Linked DNA regions of Mus musculus: region 1 is linked to region 2. Evidence: chromatin loops called from intact Hi-C (ENCODE). Cell type or tissue: heart. All regions are shown on one strand. Links, peaks and the distances in the headings refer to the core of each region. The heading gives the core; the rest is flanking DNA. Region 1 holds the start of Klf2 (Kruppel-like factor 2 (lung)). Region 2 has its middle 14 kb from the start of Gm51537.

Region 1 (8,897 bases), core at 544-8,543, 55 kb before region 2:
ATAAATAAATAAATAAATTTTTTAAAAAGAGAAAGCTTTCATAGGCACAAGCTGAGTTTTCTGTGTCCTCATCCCCAGCCTGCTTCTCCCAGTCTCAAAATTCTTTGCACAGTTGCTCTCTCTGTTGGCAGGAACTTGGCCTAGTATCTCCTCACAGAGTTCCAGCTCAGAACCAACAAGGCGTTCTCCCAAAAATCTGAGTATCTGATACACAAGGGAAAGGGTGCAATGGGCCAGTGAGGAAAGGGGGTGCTCCTCCCAGCTAAAGGTCATCCCAGAAGAACCGTGTTGTTGACACCAAGCTGATGGTTGCCTCCCCTGATCATGTCTCCCCTCCAGTGCTCCCTAGTGCCATCTACTTCTGCAGCCCCTCCCTTAGAATATATTCCTGCTGGACTGACCTCCCTCCCTGAAGTTCCACAGACAGACATCTCCCCTGACACCCTAAAACCCTACCCCAGGAAACACAGATCACTGCTCCATGGACAGGGAGACCCCTCAAAGATAGAGACTGTAGGACACACTGTGTAGTCCACACTCAGTAAATATGTCGACAGACTGGCATGAAGAGCAGGTACAACCAGAAAGGTCCTGGGGTGAGAGGTCAAGAACCATGACTGGGGGCTGGAAAGATAGCTCAGTGGTTAGGAGCACTGTCTGCTCTTCCAAAGGTCCTGAGTTCAAATTCCAGCAACCACATAGTGGCTCACAACCATCTGTACAATGCTACAGTATACTCATATGCGTAAAAAGAAATAAATCTAAAAAAAAAAAAAGCCACGACTGCATCAGACAAAGGGCCCAGGTTGGAGACAGTGGTGGCATCTCAGGGGCTGGAAAGTTCACACACCTGCAAGGGGCGCCATTGAGGCCCAGTCTCCCAGTGAATCGCAAAGAAGTGGTTCTGGCTGATAGCATGTGTAGGTGTAGGTGTCTGCATTCCTGGATAGAGAGCCCTCTGGCCATTCCTAGCTTCGGGCTATTTAGATGGCTAAGTCCAGGACTTGAGCTGCCAGGTGTCTCCTTGAGCCTAGGTCTGGGCTGAGATCTGAGTCACACCTTCACTGCACTGTTTTGCTTTTCAGGGAATGCTCTGAGGCCTAAGTGCCCCAGGGACCTAGGGTAAAAGCCTCTTTTCTGTCCTGTCCTGGTAGAAAATTTCCTAGAAAATGCATATCTGCTGGATGTTCAGAGTCTAGAAAGAGCACACAGGTAGTGGTGGGGCTCCCAGGAAGTACGGACATGGGCTGTGGTGGTATCTGAGCAGCTGAGTGTTTCTAAGTATGGGAAGGGATGTGCAGAGAGGGCTTGACTGAGAGCCAAGCCAGAGTTCTGGGTTTTCCACCCACATTCACACCAGTTGCCCGTGGCCGTACTCTGAACCCAATATCAGAAAGGGTCAGCAAGATGGCTCTGTGGGAAGAGGAGCTTGCAGCCAAACCTACAGAGAGGAGTGGGGAGAGAAAGGCAAAAATAAGTTCATAAAATAAAATATAGGGAGACCAGGCATAGTGCCTGCCACCCTCACATTTAGGAAGCTGAGGCAGGAGGATGACAAGTTTAAAGCTAGTCTGGGTTGCATTGTGATATGTCTCAAAAACTAACTGGAGCTAGAGAGATGAACTGGCTCTTACAGTTTAGTTTTCAGTACACACATAGCAGTTCACAACCATCTGTGACTTCAGGTCCAGGGAAACCAATGCTCTCTCTGGATCTATGGGCAAATGTGTGTGTATGTACACACACACACACACACACACACACACACACATTTGAACCCAACACTGAAGAGGCAGAGACATGTGGATCTCTGGAGTTGGAGGCCAGCCAGTGGACAGTGTGAGTTTCAAGACAGCCAGGACTGCACGGTGAGAGTGGTCTTATGTTCTCCTAGGCTTGCTGAGAGGACAGGAAGTGGATCCATTGAGGAAGTCCAGCATGCCTGTGCCAGGAGGATTCTGGAGGGGCCACAGGTAGGTGTCACAAGGTGGCACTCTGCACAGGCTCCTCCACATCACTCCTGACTTCCAGGGATGGCTGCTGGGGACATGAGGCTGAGGCCTCAGGAGTAAGTTCTGAGTGGGTGAGTGGATGGGGAGAGAAAGGGAAGCTGGTCTCCTCAGTACATGGGAGACTGAGGAAGGAGGATAGCTGAGTCTGAGCCACCTTGTCTAAAGAAAGGAAGGAAGGGAAAGGGGGAAGGAGAGGCAGCTGGCCTTGACCTCTGTGTAGCTGAGGGTGCCCCTGAAGTGATTCTCTGCCCCTGTCTCCTAAGTGTTGGAAGGAAAGGTGAGCATCGTTATAACTGGCTCTCCTGGTTGTTCTGAGACAGGTTCTATAACCCAGGCTCACCTTGAACTTGAAGGAATCCTCCTGCTTCAGTCACCACACTGGTCATTCATCTGTGCAGGCCCACTCCTAACCGTTTTGTTCTGGCCCTGAGAATCTCATCTGACCCATAAGGGATAGGAGACGTCTCCTTCTGGTAGCTGGGGGGGGGGGGGGGAGGGGATAGCTTGTAGGGGACTGGGAACTGGAGTTGGGGACCTGATAGGTGGCTGGGATGAAAGACTAGTGGGGAGAGACTGGGGGAGGGGACTGGCTTTGCTCAACACTCAGGTCCCAGAGATGACCTAGAGTCCCTTGTCAGTCAAACTGTGATGGAGAGTCACTGGCACAGGTAGGCCCAGGGTACCAAACACTGCCCGTGCCTTTGGGCCAGCCAGCCAGCTTGAGCTGTAGGGGTTACTCCACAGTTTTTCTGGGCTGAGCCAGGGACTCTCCCTACTGACAACACCCCTCAGGGCCCCATAAATTCAGGAAATGCAGTGGGGTCTTCTTTCATCTCCATGCCTGCACCCATCTGGAGGCAGAAGCCTAGTAAAGTGTTCATCCCTTCTCTCCTGTGTGATCCTGCCCTCGGGACCATCTGAAGTCCAGCCCTAGACACTCATGGGGGGTCAGTTTGCAGGGCCCCCCTGTCCATACTGCATCCTGTGGGCTCTCAAATGTTTACTATAAAGTGGTATAGTGGGGGCTGAGAGGAGATGGCTCAGAGGTGAAGCAAGCCAAGTTTGATGCCCAGCACCCTTGTAAATGCAGCATGGGGGTGGTAACCGCCTTCAATTCTAGCCACGGAAGGGATGGCAGAGACGGGATCCCCAGGGCAAGCTGGCTAGCCAGACAAGGTGAGACTGGGGGCTGATTTAGAGATCCTTGTCTCATTGTCTACGGTGGGGAGAGAGGATTCGGACATTGACCTCAGGCCTGTGCATGCACTTGCACACAGGTGCTGTAGGATAGCTGACACATTAGAAACGCCGTGAGGCTGTACTAGAGAATACTAGAAAGAACACAAGAGACCAAACGTAACCTCAGCATCTATTTGCATAAGCACTCTCTAGAATATCTAAATGAAATATTACGAAGGATGGGGGGGTAAGACAGAGGGGAAAAAACATAAAAACTGCTTATCATTCTGGAGAGAAGAAAGGCTACACCGGTAACTACAACTTTGTGAAAGCAATTCAGCCAGGAACCAGGGCCTACCCCACCCCATTGACAAAATAAGAAAGGTTGGGTTGGGTGAGTTATAGAATGTGAAGGTTTTTTTTTTTAAAGTTAATATGTTATGCTTATTACATTTAACATATTTATTTTGTGTGGACATAGGGGTGGAGGTCAGAGGATATCTGTAGAACCCTGTTTTCTCTTCCTACTGTGTGGGTTCCAGGAATGGAACTCAGGTGGGATAGCCTTGGCAGCAACCTTTATCCACTGAGCCATCTCTCTAATCCTTGATAGTTCCCATTTCCTCTAAGGCCCTGGCCTGGTGCACATGCCTTTAGTCACAGTTCTCTGGGGGCAATGGCAGGTGGCTCTATCTGTCTTGTCCAGATTGCTGTAGTGACTTCCAAGCCAGTCAGGGCTACATAGAAAGACCCTGTCTCAAACAAATAAACAAATAAAACAAAAAACAGACTCAAACAAGGCTGTGGTTAACTTTTCCAGAGGGAAGAAAATGGTTCAATGTCCTATCTCTTGCCCGAGTTCCCAAGAATAGTCATTGAAGCTTTCTTCACACCTCTCTGCATGATGTGCTCCTCCTTTTTTTAGCATCCAGAGCAGGGTGCTCTGCCTCAGCCTGACTCATCATGGCAGGGTCTGAAAGTGTCTCCAAGGAAGGCAGGGGCTGCCCAGTGCATCTAGCTGGAACCTTAAGGGTGACAATCGAAAATGTCTTCAATGGGTCTCCCTTGGAGTCCAGAGTACACACAAGCTGACCCTTGTCTGAGTTCCGAGAACCCAGGCCACATGCTCTGGGTTAGCCTGTGGGGTACACTGCTGCCCAAGCAGCATGCTGGAGGTACCTCTCCGTTGGAAGCAAGCTGTCCCGTGCCTCGTGGCTTCCCAATTGACCTCTTACTGGCCTCAGAGCCCTCCAGAGGAGAGCTAGAAGTGTTCTCCAAGAAAAAGTACTGACTCTACCCTGGGCTGGGGACAGCAATGTAGTACATTTGAAACCAACCTGGGCTACCTGAAAGCAAAAAAGGAAAATGGTTCGTGGCTCTAGTTTGAGGCAGCTTTCCTGGGAAGGCTGCAGGTAGTTAGTTACATGCTGAGGGTGTGGCTCAGAGGCAGATCAAGCTCTGCCCCAGCAAAGCAAGCCAAATCAACAAAACCCAGATGATTAAATCATAGCAGCACGGTGGTGCAGTCCGGGCCACGATTCTGGCACTACCAAACAGAAACAAACACGAACTCTCTTTGAGAGCTTTCTTTTCCCCAGGACAAGCTCCAGCAAGGAACTCTGCTCCCGCTCCTGGTCTGGCTGAGAGGCCACCTTGAGACTCTGGAGTTTTGCAGAAGTGGTCCGCAAAGGGCAAAGAGCTCACCCACCCTCCCTCTGCAGCGGAAGTGAGCCTCAGTATTTACTTTCAAAATATGAATCACATTATCATCATTTCTGCTTTTCACAGATTACCAAAGAGTTGTCAGCTGTTTCCAAGGTCGCCGTGGGAGGGGGAGGATGGAGAGATGGAGGAAATCCCTGCTGCTGTCGCAACTGGGGTGAGAGTGCTTTAAAACTGGGCTCTACCTAAGGGTTTTCACTTTCTGGAAGTAACTTGGGCAATTGTCAGTAGCCATAGTTACTGGGGCCCAGGGTAGAAGCACCTACTAATGAAAGGGAGACTAGGGTAGGCTGGATGCCCACAGGCATTGCAGTTCTCCACACAACCCAGATGGGTGACTACAAAACCACCACCACCACCACCACCACCACCACTGTGCCCCAGGCATGAGGGACATGTCACCCCAGCCTATCCAAAATAACGAAAAGCAAAGTCAGGTGCCACAAGTCGCCATGCTCACATGTGACCATTCTCTGTGGTGAGACCAAGAGGCAGCTCAACTGGGTAAGGATCCCAGCAGCCATGCTGATGAAAGGCCAGAGCTGAATCCCAGGAGCTACAGAGCAGAGCAACTCTCGAAGTTGTCCTCTGGTGTCCACATTACACGGCTACCTACGCAACTCTTCAAAACACAGAATAAATGCAGTACAAAAAGGAGGGAAAGCCCCTGAAAATGAAAGGCAAAAAGCTTATACCATGGGTTTTACCCCTATAAAAAGACCAATACCAATATCTGAGAGGCAGCCGCAAAGCGATCTGGTTTGTGCTAGCTTAGTATGCGTATTTAAAAAAAAGAAATGAGCAGAGGGGAGGGCCTGCCTTTAGTTCCAGCACTCAGGAGGCAGAGGTAGCTGGATCTGTGAGTTCTAGGCCAGCCTGAGTTCCAGAACAGTCAGGGCTACAGAGAAACCCTGCTGGAAACACACACCCACCCATACATTTACCCACACACACACACACACGCTCGAGAGCGTGCGCGCGCGCGCACACACACACACACACACACACACACACACACGTGCGCTCGCCAAAACACCTGCACGCTCCATAAGTTTGGCTAAACCCCAAGATGGTACCAGGAAAAGGTTTTTAATTTTCTTTTCTATTTTTCTTTCTAAAAAAAGGAATGGTCAGCCACATCAGTGGAGCCAAGGCTTTTCCCACTTGGGATACAGGGGGTGGGGGTGGGGCAAATTATGGCTCAAAGTAGCAGACTTAAAAATAACCTGTGCTCAATCCTAAAACACCATGTTTACATTTATAGCGAACCCACAGGCCTTGGCAGCTGGGGGCTGCAGCTGGTGACCTTGGCCACAGGCACTGACTGCTCCCTGTCCCCTCAGGACCTACCCTATCCCCAGCCACACCACTACCGTGATTCCTCCAAAGATCCAAAACTTTAATTAAAAAAAAGTCGTATAAAAACGAAGCAGGCGGCAGAGATGCCATCGTCTCCCTTATAGAAATACAATCGGTCATAGTCTTATATACAATATTATAAAAACGTTGGGGACAGTAAACTCAAAGGCATTTCTCACAAGGCATCTAGCCTCGATCCTCTAGTGGGGACCCGAGGGAAATAAGTCAATTATTGCACCATTTTGAAAACATTCTTCACAGACTCCTGTCTTCTTTCCTGGGGCCTTCAGTCACTGTGGGGGCCAGAACTGGTGGCAGAGTCATTTTCCTGTGGCCACACTTGTCCGGCTCTGTCCTAAGGTCCAATAAATAGCAGTCTGTTTGCAAGGGGACCGTGCCCCGCGCGTGGAACCTGCCACAGTCGCGCATGGGCTAGCCGAGTCGACCCAGGCTACATGTGTCGCTTCATGTGCAAGGCCAGGTGGTCGGACCTGGAGAAGGCCCGGTCGCACAAGTGGCACTGAAAGGGTCTGTGACCTGTGTGCTTTCGGTAGTGGCGGGTAAGCTCGTCAGAGCGCGCGAACTTCCAGCCGCATCCTTCCCAGTTGCAATGATAAGGCTTCTCACCTGCATCAGAGAGGAATGACATTGAGCCTCAATTTCCCCGAAAGCCTGCTCTGGGCACCCTGCACCGGATAGCACTGCCCTCTCCCTCTCATCTCCATCCCACATCTAATCTAAACAGAGAACCTTGGGCTCCTGAAGCTGACCACTAGCAGGCTCAGGTGCATTCCTCCCCTAACATTCTGAGATTAGGTCTGAATTCCTGATTCTTCTGCTCAGTACTGAGATGACAGGCTCAGGCCACCATGCCAAACTTTATATGCAGTGCTAAGCCCCAGCCCAGCCCTCCACAGCTTCTTAATTATGTCCCGAATTCTTGAGACCTGAGTCCCTCGGAGCCAACCCATTAAACTGCCACACCCCCTTGGCAGTGTCATAGACTCTGGGGACAGTATCCATTTCCCTTCTGGAGGATGGACAGGGTCTTCCTCTGTAACCTAGCCTGTTCCTGAACTCGCGGCCATCCCCCTGCCGCAGATCCCGGGAATGAGGCCAGGCGCCCACCTGTGTGTGTACGCAGATGCGCCTTTAGGTGCGAGCTCTTGGTGTAGGTCTTGCCGCAGTTGGTGTAGCTGCAAGTATGTGTGGCGGCGCGCTTGCGGGGCCAGGAGCGGCGGCCGCGTTTGGGCTTGGCCTCCAGCAGCTCCAGCGGGGACGAGGGCGGCGTGAGGAGACCGCGCGTGGCAGGTGGAGCCAAGCCCAGCGCCGCCGCCGCTGCCGCCGCGTCCTCGAAAAGACCGAAGGCGCCAGGCGCGGGAGGCCCGTAGTGCAACGCGGGGCCGGGACCGCCGAAGCTGGGGCCGGGACCGAAGGGCGGCGGGAACGGGTTGCGGGGACCGGACGCCGGGATGCGCAGGGGGCCGTCGGGGCTGAGCGGCGGCGTGTCCGGGGGCGGCGGGGGGCGGCCGGCGGGACCCCGCATGCATGCACCTGTCGCTCCTGGGGCGCCCTCGAGCTTCAGCCCGCGCGGTCCGTGGGCCAGGCCCGGAGCGCAGCCGTAGCCGCCGCCGTCCACCTCGGGGGGCTCGGCCTTCACTAGCCGCCCGGGAGGCGCGAGGAGGAAGCGGCCGTGCAGAGCCGGCCCCTGAGGCGGGTCCAGGTCGGGGCGCAGCAGCTCTGTTCCCAGGCTGGCCGCGGGGATGCTGTAGGGCGGCGGAGCACCCGGCTCCGGGTAGTAGAAGGCAGGCGGCGGGGGCTGCGGCGGGGGCTCGGGAGGATTTTCGGCGCCCAGACCGTCCAATCCCATGGAGAGGATGAAGTCCAACACGTTGTTTAGGTCCTCATCCGTGCCGCCCGCCTCGGGTTCATTTCGCGGCCAGCGCTGCAGGAGACAGGGCGCGGGACGTGAGTGGGGGTGCCTCCTGCTACCCTGCACCCCAAAGTCTAACAACTAGGCCCTCAAGATCTGCACCCGGTGCACGGCATCCCTTCAGCGCGCGTGTCCTCAGTCCCTGCACCCACCTCCTGTCCCACAGCCTGAAGTCTAACTCCCTGAGGCGGTCAGCACCCTGGACCTTGTCATCTCCAGTACTGGCTCCTGCACCCTGTAGCCTGGTACCTTGCTACCCCGCCGCCCGCGGACCCTCGCTGCCCTCACCTCCTGGAGGCCGCGCTCGCACGGGCTGGCGAAAGTGGCAAAGGACGGCAAGATAGGCTCGCTGAGCGCCATGGCAGGGACTGTGTGTGCTGTGGCCCGGCCCACCCAGGCCTTATAGGCGCGGCAGGCACAGAGGGCCGGGCTAGGAGGCGTCGACGGAAACGCGTCCCGGATGGGGACGAGCTCCGGGCTCAGCCTAAATTTAGCCGCGGTATATAAGCCTGGCGGTGGTGGCTGTGGCGGCTACTGCGGGAGCCCGGACTGCGCTCCTCAAGCCCCGCCCCCGCGGCCGGGCCCCGCCCCCGACCGTCCCTATGGCGACGGCGTCAACAAACCAGGCACAACAGCATAGTTAGCGCGCGCGGGGGGCGGGGGAGGGGGTGGCACCTGGGACTCCGCGGGGA
Region 2 (8,897 bases), core at 683-8,682:
ACAGCTTTCTCAGAAATGCCAGCCCTGCAGCTTGTGAAACATCCTCTCCACTGCCTGGCATCTCAGTGGAGCTTGCTGTGCAAACATGCAGGGGACTCGTGGCTCAGTGAGCGCCACCTATGGGGGGCTGAAGGGATGCTCTCCAGGCCCTTCCTACCTGCTGTTCCCCTAGCATGGGAGTCCACTGTGAGTGTCACTTGGACACAGTGGTTCTATGCTCCCTCTAGACACCAAGGGGAGGAGAAGACAAGGCTATGAGTGGGCAGCCAGGGGCCCCTCTATCTGTAACCCTGCAGTCTGGCTTTGTTGAGCCTCAGTTTCCCCTTTGGGAAATGGGATGATGCTCTGTACTTGGTTATGGATGTCTCAGTTCCTGGTACTGGAAGGCCTTGAATATACCCTCTTTATCCTGGTATGATGGTGCACACCTTCCATCCCCATCCTGGCAGACAGGCGGGTGGCTCTCTGTGAGTTCCAGGCCGGCTTGGTCTCTATATACTCGATAGTGGTCTTTCTCAGACTCCTGCTGCCATTTGTCTGCTCCATCCCACCTCCCAACCCCCACCCCTTTTAAAAATTGACAGGGAAAAGATACTGCCTGCTGTGACCAGCCTTTGGGAAGGTGAGGCAGGAAGATTACAAGATCCATCAATCTGAGCTACAGAGCTTTGGGCATCCCTGACTCACGAAGGTATGATGTGTATGTGGCTGTAGCTCTGAATACACGAACCAGGCCCAGGTCCCACCCCAGTGCACATCAGCTGGGTGTGGCACACATGTCTGATCTCAGCATAGGGAGGGAGGAAAGATGATCTGGAGTCAAGGTCAGGGCTGGTCAGTTTGGTAAAAGATCTTGCTGCCAAGCTCAATGATTTGTTCAACCCTTAGAACCCAGATGGTAGGAGAGAACCAATTCCTTCCTACAAGTAGTCCTCTAACCCCCAAACACGTCCATTGACAACTAAGAAATAAACATAATTTTAAAATCAAACAAAATTAAACAAAGGTCTAGAGAGATGCATCGGTAGATAAGCTCACTGCCTGTGCCTGCAGAGAACCTGAGCTGGGACCCTGGAACTCACGTGGCCCAGTCACAACCCTTAGTCCAGTTCCAGGTCCACAGGCCTTCATAGCCACCTGCATACACGGGCACACAGATAACTAAAATACATTGTTACACTAATTAGTTGCTAGCTAAATTAAAAAAGAGGGGAGGAGGGCTGAGAACGGGAAGGGAGGGGGAGAGGCGAGGAGGGGTGAGGAGGGGCAGGGTGGGGCGGCAATTGGAAGCTGAGACCCGGAGGTAATCTGTAGATGTCTGATAAGGCTGGAGTTGTAGATGGGGACTGGAAGGGCAGCCAGGCACGTGGGGTGTACTGAGGCAGGGTCTCTCTAAGTACTGCCCGGGGTGGGGGGAAGGCCCTGAAGGCATTAGCACATTTAACCAGAGGGCTGCCCAGGTCCAAGTCTCCTGTAGTGGCTGCAACTTTCACCAGCCCAATTTTCAAAGTTGTGTACCTGGGCCCCTGGGAGGTAAGGAGCCTCCCGACATGGAAGCCAGCCCTGAGGAGGGAGCTCGGACCTGCAGGTCTTTGACTTCTATTCCTCACCAGTACTTACAGATATTGAGGGACACGTGGCCACACTGAGGCCTGGCACAGGCTAGTAACCCACCAAGAGTCTTTGGCCCAGAGTGACTTTTCAGGCACAGGGGCTGGGAGCTGCCCTCTGGGTGGGGTCTGGCCGAGTTATATCTGGCACAGCCGTTCCCTTTGGGTGGCTGCAGCTGCCCAGGCGGGGGCCACAGTGCCTGCTTCACCACCCGTCCCGGCAGGTGCCAGTGGCCGCTTTACATAGCCACGCTTGGCGTCCTTCGCTTGCCTCTGCCTGGCTCTGAGCAGGGGCCACGCGGACTGGAGAGATTGGGCCTTGGTCTCACTTCTACTTTTCACTTTTACTAGCCTGAGGAGAAAAGCGCTTGTCAAAGGGACCTGGTAGTTTGGGTATGTGCTCCACCTGGATGCCATAGGGAAGGTACAACTGCTTCTAGTTGGCCAGCCATATAACAGACTAGGCTGTGGTGGCCAGGGCCTCTGGGCTGCTGTGTGGCCCCAGGCTAGTGTCTTTCCTACTCTGGGCCTCCATTTGTAAGTCTGGAAAATGAAAGTAATTACAGCAGTATCTTTATAATCCGTCACTTCACTCCAGTTTGTATTGGGAGGCCTTAGAGGAACCAACCAAACAACCGGCCTCCCAAAGGGCAGTGGTGATGCACACCTTTAATCCCAGCATGAGGGAGTCAGAGACTGGGGGAATCTCTGAATCTGACCAGCCTGGTCTACAGAAGGAGCCCTTAGGACAGTCTGTGCTATACAGAGAAGTCCTGATTCCAAAAGCCAAAACAAAACAGTCTCATTGTGTAGCCCTGACTGGCCTGGAACTCACAAAATTTCTCTTGCTTCTGCTTCTGAACACACAGAGATTAAAGGTGTATACCACCATGCCTAGATCTCTCTCTCTCTCTCTCTCTCTCTCTCTCTCTCTCTCTCTCTCTCTCTCTCTCTCCCACCCCACCCCGTTTAAAGAGCACATGTATTTGCTGTATTGTACTGTGTTTGTATAAGCCAGTGGACAGCTTGCAGGACACAGGCCCTGGGTATCCAACCCTGATTGTCAGTGGCAAGTGCCTCCGATGAGCCATTTTGTTGCCCCCCTTTTGTTTGGGGTGTGTTTCTTTTATGAGATAGGGTTTCCTCTCTGTAGCCCAAGCTGGCCTGGATTTCATTATGCAGCCAAAGCTGCTCTCAAAAAAATTTTCCAGCCGGGCGTGGTGGCGCACGCCTTTAATCCCAGCACTCGGGAGGCAGAAACAGGTGGATTTCTGAGTTCGAGGCCAGTCTGGTCTACAAAGTGAGTTCCAGGACAGCCAGAGCTACACAGAGATATATGTATATGTATATATATATGTATATGTATATATATATATGAGTATATAATATATATGAGTACCCTGTCTCACACCAGAAGAGGGCATCAGATCCCATTACAGATGGTTGTGAGCCACCATGTGGTTGCTGAGAATTGAACTCGGGACCTCTGGAAGAGCAGCCAGTGCTCTTAACCACTGAGCCATCTCTCCAGTCCCTAAGGATCATGTTGAGCTCTAAATTCCTGTCTCCACACCTGGAATGCTGTGTTTATGCTGGCGGTGGAATTCAGGCTTTTACAAATGCTGGGTGAGAGCTCTACCAACTGAGCCTCAGTAGGAAGCCCTGGCTACTCTTCTATTCATTAATTTCCAAGTTTTAGTTGTGTGTATGTATCTGTAAGGGGGTTTGTGCACATGAGTAAGTGCAGATGCCCTCAGAGCCTCTCGATCAGGGTGCTGGGAACTGCACTCCCATCTCTGCGCTAGCTCTTGATCACTATACCACCCCTCCATACCATTCTGTTGCTGTTGTTTTGAGATGGGGTTTCACTATGTAGCCCTGGCTCTCCTGGAACTCACCCTGTAAACCAGGCTGGTCTCGAACTCACAAAGATCTGCCTGCCACAACCATCCAGCGCACACCCCAATTTTTATTTACTTTATATTGTGTGTGTGTGTTTGCTTGCATGTATGTGCACTGCATATATACCTTCTGCCTGCACAGCTTAGAGGGGGTCAGCTCTGCTGGAGCTGAGTCACAGATGATTGTGAGGGTGCCGTGTGGATGTCGGGAACTGAACCTAGGCTCTCTGCAAGAGCAGCAGGTGCTCCTAGCTGCTGAGCCGCCAGTTCTCCAGCTCCGGCCTTGCTTTCACTTGAACATGGGTCTCTCTCACAGGCTGGTTCAGGCATGACCTGGCCTCCTACTTGGTTTTTCATTTAGGACAGAATCCAAGCTGTGAAGGGGAAAACTGGCCCAGAGAGGTGACGCCACATGCTCGGGCTGCCCAGCGGCTAGAGAAGAGGCTGTGGCTCTCTAGAGGGCCTCTGTGATCCGATCCTCATATCTCTGGCCGCAGGCTTCTGAGGGATGTGGAAATGGAGTCTCCCTCCAACCTCACAAGAACAGTCCAGCTCATGGCAGGAGTCGAGTCGGGCTTAAATAGCGGCTCCCAAAATATCAGGCCAAGGATAGGCTGAGCTCGGCGCGGGCGCAGTTGGCTCACTTCGTGGTTTCCTGCTTGCTAAGATGTTTCCTGCCGATAGCCACTGGCAGCCTTATCTATGACCTGGGGGACACTCAGGGGACAGGCTGTCCTGGCCCTGGCAGGGGCTGTGAGGATGGGGAGGGGGCAGGGCCCAGATGACCGTGGCTGGGCACTTTCGTGCACACAGATTTTGGGAAAGAACACTGTATTCGGAGTCCCGTGCCATACTGCTGAGCCCTGGATGTCTCTGCTTTCACCACTCTCCAACCCTCTGTGTCCATCAAGGGGCTCCAAGTCCAGGGGCACACAGATGTCCCCGGCCCTGAAACACAAAAGTGTCTGGAGGAGGGTCACTGCAGGTGAAGTTTCACGGAAGTTCACCAGGAAGATCGTTTGGAAGGGGTGACCAGGCTAAAGAAACACATGTGGGAATGCTCAGAGTCAAGCTTCTACTGTCCCCATTTCCCAGAGGAGGAAATGGAGGTTATAAGATGGAGCTCTAAGTCTGAAAGTCTGATTCTTTAAAGTTTTTTTTTTTTTTTAACTTTTAAAATTTGTGTGAGTGCATGTCCTTATGCCACGGTGTACATGGAGAAGTCACAGGGCAACGCAGGGGAGTCATCTCTCTTCTTCTACCACGTGGGTCCTGGTCCTAAGACTTGGCATCAAGCACCCACAGAGCCCTCTCGCCCCCTGGAAATCTGATTTTTCCCCTCTGCCCTCACTGACCAAGACAGACTTTTGGAGAATTCCTTTGCTATTGTTGTGGTTGTGGTTTTGACCTAGGGCCTTGTTCTGTGGCCCAAGCGGCCTGAAGTCAGTCTCCTGCCTCAGCCTCCCCAGCGCGGGCACACACCACATCGCCACATCACCAGGCTCAGAATATTGTTCTTTTATTTTAAAAACTCGGGTTTTTTCCTTTTCTTTCTTTTTCTTTTCTTTTCTTTCTTTCTTTCTTTTTTTTTTTTGAGATAGGATTTCTCTGTGTAGCCTTGGCTGTCCTTGCTCTCAATTTGTAGTCCAGACTGGCCTTGAACTCATAAAGATTCAGCTGCCTTTGCCTGTGTCTCTGCCTCCCTGGTGCTGGGACTGAAGTTCTGTTTCAGCACATCTGGCCCTTAAAAAGTGTTTTTATTACAAATACATAAATGACACTCAACATATGACTACCTGTGTGTGTGTGTGTGTGTGTGTGTGTGTGCGAGCGCGCGCGCACGCGTGTGCACATTTGCATGTGTGGGTGATCAGAAAGGAAGTTCATTGCTATGAATTCACTGAGACATTAAAGACATGCATGAGTGACACAGTGACAGCCTTCACTTGAAATAGGAGCATCTCATTTTCTCACTCCCTACAGCTCATAAAATCCTGCAGGGCATCTGCGTGTATGGGCCAAGATGAGGCACTTGCCATCAAAGGACCCACAGGGAGGAAGGAGAGACTCCTACAAACTGTCTTCTGACCTACATACATGGTACACACACACACACACACACACACACACACACACACACACACACAGAGAAATGTTTAAACAGGTGTGTATCAATGGAGGTTCATGGCCAGCACAATGGGACTCATCTACACTGTGGAATATTATTCAGCCTTGAAAAGGAACAGAGCTCTGACTCACATTGCCACAAGGACAGACCCTGGGGATGAGACACTGAGTGGCAGAGCCAGGCATAGAAAGCCCCACAGGATGGAATCCCACTGCCATACAGTACCCAAATCAATCCAGACTGACACAGGCTGCCAGGGGCTGAGGGAGGGAGTGGGCCAAGACTGCTGTTGGATATGAGTTTTCTTTCTGGGTAAAAAGAGTGTTCTGGAACTTAGTAGAAGTGATAGTTGTACTACACTTACTTCTGAATTTCACCAATGTATTTCATGTGGATTTAAAAATCAATTAAAATAGTTTGAGGGGCTGAGGCTATAGCTTAGCTGTTAGGGTGCTTGTAGCTCATTTGTTAGGGTGCTTGTAGCTCAGTTAACATGCATGATACCCTGGGTTCATTCCTAGCACCACATAAACTAGATGTGGTGGCAGTCACCTGTCACCTCAGCACTGAGGAAATAAGGCAGGGAGATCAGGAATTCATGTTACCTTCTACTACTTGGCAGGTTGGAGGGCAGCCTGACTGCATGAGACCCTTACAAAAACAAAAACCTAAAGTTGTGTGTGGTGACTTGCACCTGTATTTCTAGCACCATGACACTGAGGTCCAAGATCCATTCAAGTCTGTGGCCAATCTAGGCTATGTAGTTTGACTCTGCTCCCCAGATGCACACACATATTTATATGCGTATGTATTGACTTATTTACAATTACTTTATTATGGTGTTATGTGTGAGTGGTGCGTGCACGTGCACATGCACGTGGATGTCATGGATCTTCTGTCACTCTCCACCTTATTCTCGAGTCAGAGTCCAGACTGGCATCCAGCAAGCCCCAGCTCTGGGTCACAGGCTCGCAGCCATGGCCAGCTTTTTACAAGGATTCTGGGATCCGAACTCAGGTCCTCGTGCTTCCATGGAAAGCTCCCTTGCCACTGAGCCAGCCCAGCCCACTATGGATTTTCCAGTGTGTAACAGGGATGGGCTCGGGGCAGAATTCTATACAACCATGGAGGAATGCTGGGGTTCTTTCATCTGGAGATTTCGGTTGACTTCCTGCATGCATCCCTCAATCCCATCACAGTTCAGGCCCTTCTGAGCCCATTTCCCAGACAGGGTATGGAGGGGTATGGAGGCTCGGATGCTGGCAAGAAGTTGAGTCAGGGTGGCAGTCAGGTGCGACAGGCTCCAGCATCCTCGTGCCTAGCTCTCCCTCCTGTGCAGCGGGGGGGGGGGGGGGGGGGGGGGAGGTGGTGGAGCGATTGTGAGCATGACCATGTGACCTCCCACAAGTTCTTCCCGTGGTTCGGCTGCTGCAGCCAGGCCTTCTGGGAAGCCATCCCAGGTGCAGCCTGTTTCTCTTGGAAGCTATTTGGGTGGGAAACAAGAGGGCAAGCGGAGCCAAAGGGTGGAGCCTGTGCAGGAAGAGGCAGCACTTAGGACCTGTGGTATCTCCTGCTCTGCTCTCTTGGACTTCTTGAGAGCTGTTGCCTGTTGGACTCAGTGTCTCTGTGTGAGAGTGCTCAGATGTGTGCAACTGCATGCACACAGAGGCCACAGAAGTACATCAAAGATCATTCCCTATCACTGTCTTTGCCTTACTCCTTTTGAGGTAGCCACTTCTTGAATCTAGACTGGTTTTTGAGGAATGCTGTTAGTCAGCAAGCCCCACTGACTCTCTTGCCTTCCTTGATAGATATTGTGGGATTCCCAGTTTTTTACACGGGTATTCAGGTCAAAGATCATGGGTGCACATGCTTGCACATGCTTTGTTACATGGGTATACAGATCAAAGATCATGGGTGCACATGCTTGCACATGCTTTGTTACACAGGTATTCAGATCAAAGATCATGGGTGCACATGCTTTGTTACATGGGTATTCAGATCAAAGATCATGGGTGCACATGCTTTGCTACACAGGTATTCAGATCAAAGATCATGGGTGCACATGCTTGTACATGCTTTGTTACATGGATATTCAGATCAAAGATCATGGGTGCACATGCTTTGCTACATGGGTATTCAGATCAAAGATCATGGGTGCACATGCTTGCACATGCTTTGCTACATGGGTATTCAGATCAAAGATCATGGGTGCACATGCTTGCACATGCTTTGCTACATGGGTATTCAGATCAAAGATCATGGGTGCACATGCTTGTACATGCTTTGCTACATGGGTATTCAGATCAAAGATCATGGGTGCACATGCTTTGTTACACGGGTATTCAGATCAAAGATCATGGGTGCACATGCTCACACAGCAAGTGCTCATAACTACTCACCTCTTTTTTAAAAATTTTTTGAAATTAGGTATTTTCTTCATTTACATTTCCAATGCTACCCCAAAAGTCCCCCATGCCCTCCCCCGCCCTCACCTCTCTTGTCTTTTGGGAGAGAGAGTTTCTTCAGTAGTGTAGCCACTGGCTACCTTGAGCACCTCTATACTACACCCTGCATGCTGCTGTAAGCAGCCATCGTGAAACTCATGGAGTGATCAAGAAGAGGAGGAGGAGGAAGAATAAAAAGAGCAGGAGAAGGAGAAGCAGCAGGAGGAGGAACAGGAGGAGGACTAGTTGGGAAGAGAAAAGAGATCAGTGGGTGTGGAAGTGGGGTAGGAGATCATGGGGGGGGGGAGAATACGATCAAAATACATCCCATGCATGTATGAAAACACCAGAATGGAATTCAACATGCATAATTCATACACACAAATTTAAAACTTTAGGGCCCAGAGAGAGGTAAAGGTGGTTGTTAAGCCTCGGGAGTTGGTATGGTTCAAGGAGACAGCTGTGGCCAGTTCCCACTGAGTTTCTCTTCTCAGGTACAGCAGTGGGCACAGAGCCGAGACTGCAAAGTGCTTGTAACCTGTATGAGCTGGTCCCACTGGTAGGGCTACAATCAGAGCCAGATATCACTGAGTGTTGGAAAGGGTATAGAGCAACTGGAACGTTCTCCCTCTCTGCTGCGGAAGAAAAGCTTACCAGCTCAGAAAACTGCAGCATCCATTAACCTGAGCTCAGGAAAATTCCAACATCTCTGCTGGACACTAACTACACCTCTGCCCTAGTGCATGCTTGAAATGGCTTTGTGCCCACGAGCTCAGGTAGCACAGTAGGTGGTAAGGACCAACAGGGAAGG

What was found. Peaks named below come from ENCODE experiments on the same cell type or tissue, not always from the same donor. Only the 100,000 strongest peaks of a DNase experiment are listed, where the experiment ranks them.
Region 1: it touches region 2 in a loop (3-fold over the local background); 10 of 42 quality-filtered maps call a loop at or near these places.

The regions. Positions count from the first base shown.
Region 1 is chr8:72,318,746-72,327,642 of GRCm38, reverse strand. It overlaps Klf2 (Kruppel-like factor 2 (lung)), which reads right to left and starts at 8,581. Exons shown (of 3, transcript NM_008452.2): 1 at 8,494-8,581; 2 at 7,401-8,217; 3 at 5,989-6,899. The coding sequence starts at 8,565. The coding sequence ends at 6,724. In heart, for the core only: no CTCF peak of the experiment used is centred there; DNase peaks (open chromatin) are centred at 3,092, 4,292, 4,992, 7,322 and 4 weaker places; H3K4me3 peaks cover 3,669 bases; H3K27ac peaks cover 1,877 bases; H3K27me3 peaks cover 561 bases.
Region 2 is chr8:72,263,778-72,272,674 of GRCm38, reverse strand. No RefSeq gene overlaps it. Among named protein-coding and RNA genes, the nearest start is that of Gm51537, 14 kb to the left of the region's middle. In heart, for the core only: no CTCF peak of the experiment used is centred there; DNase peaks (open chromatin) are centred at 1,424, 1,891, 4,134, 7,094 and 4 weaker places; H3K27ac peaks cover 2,951 bases.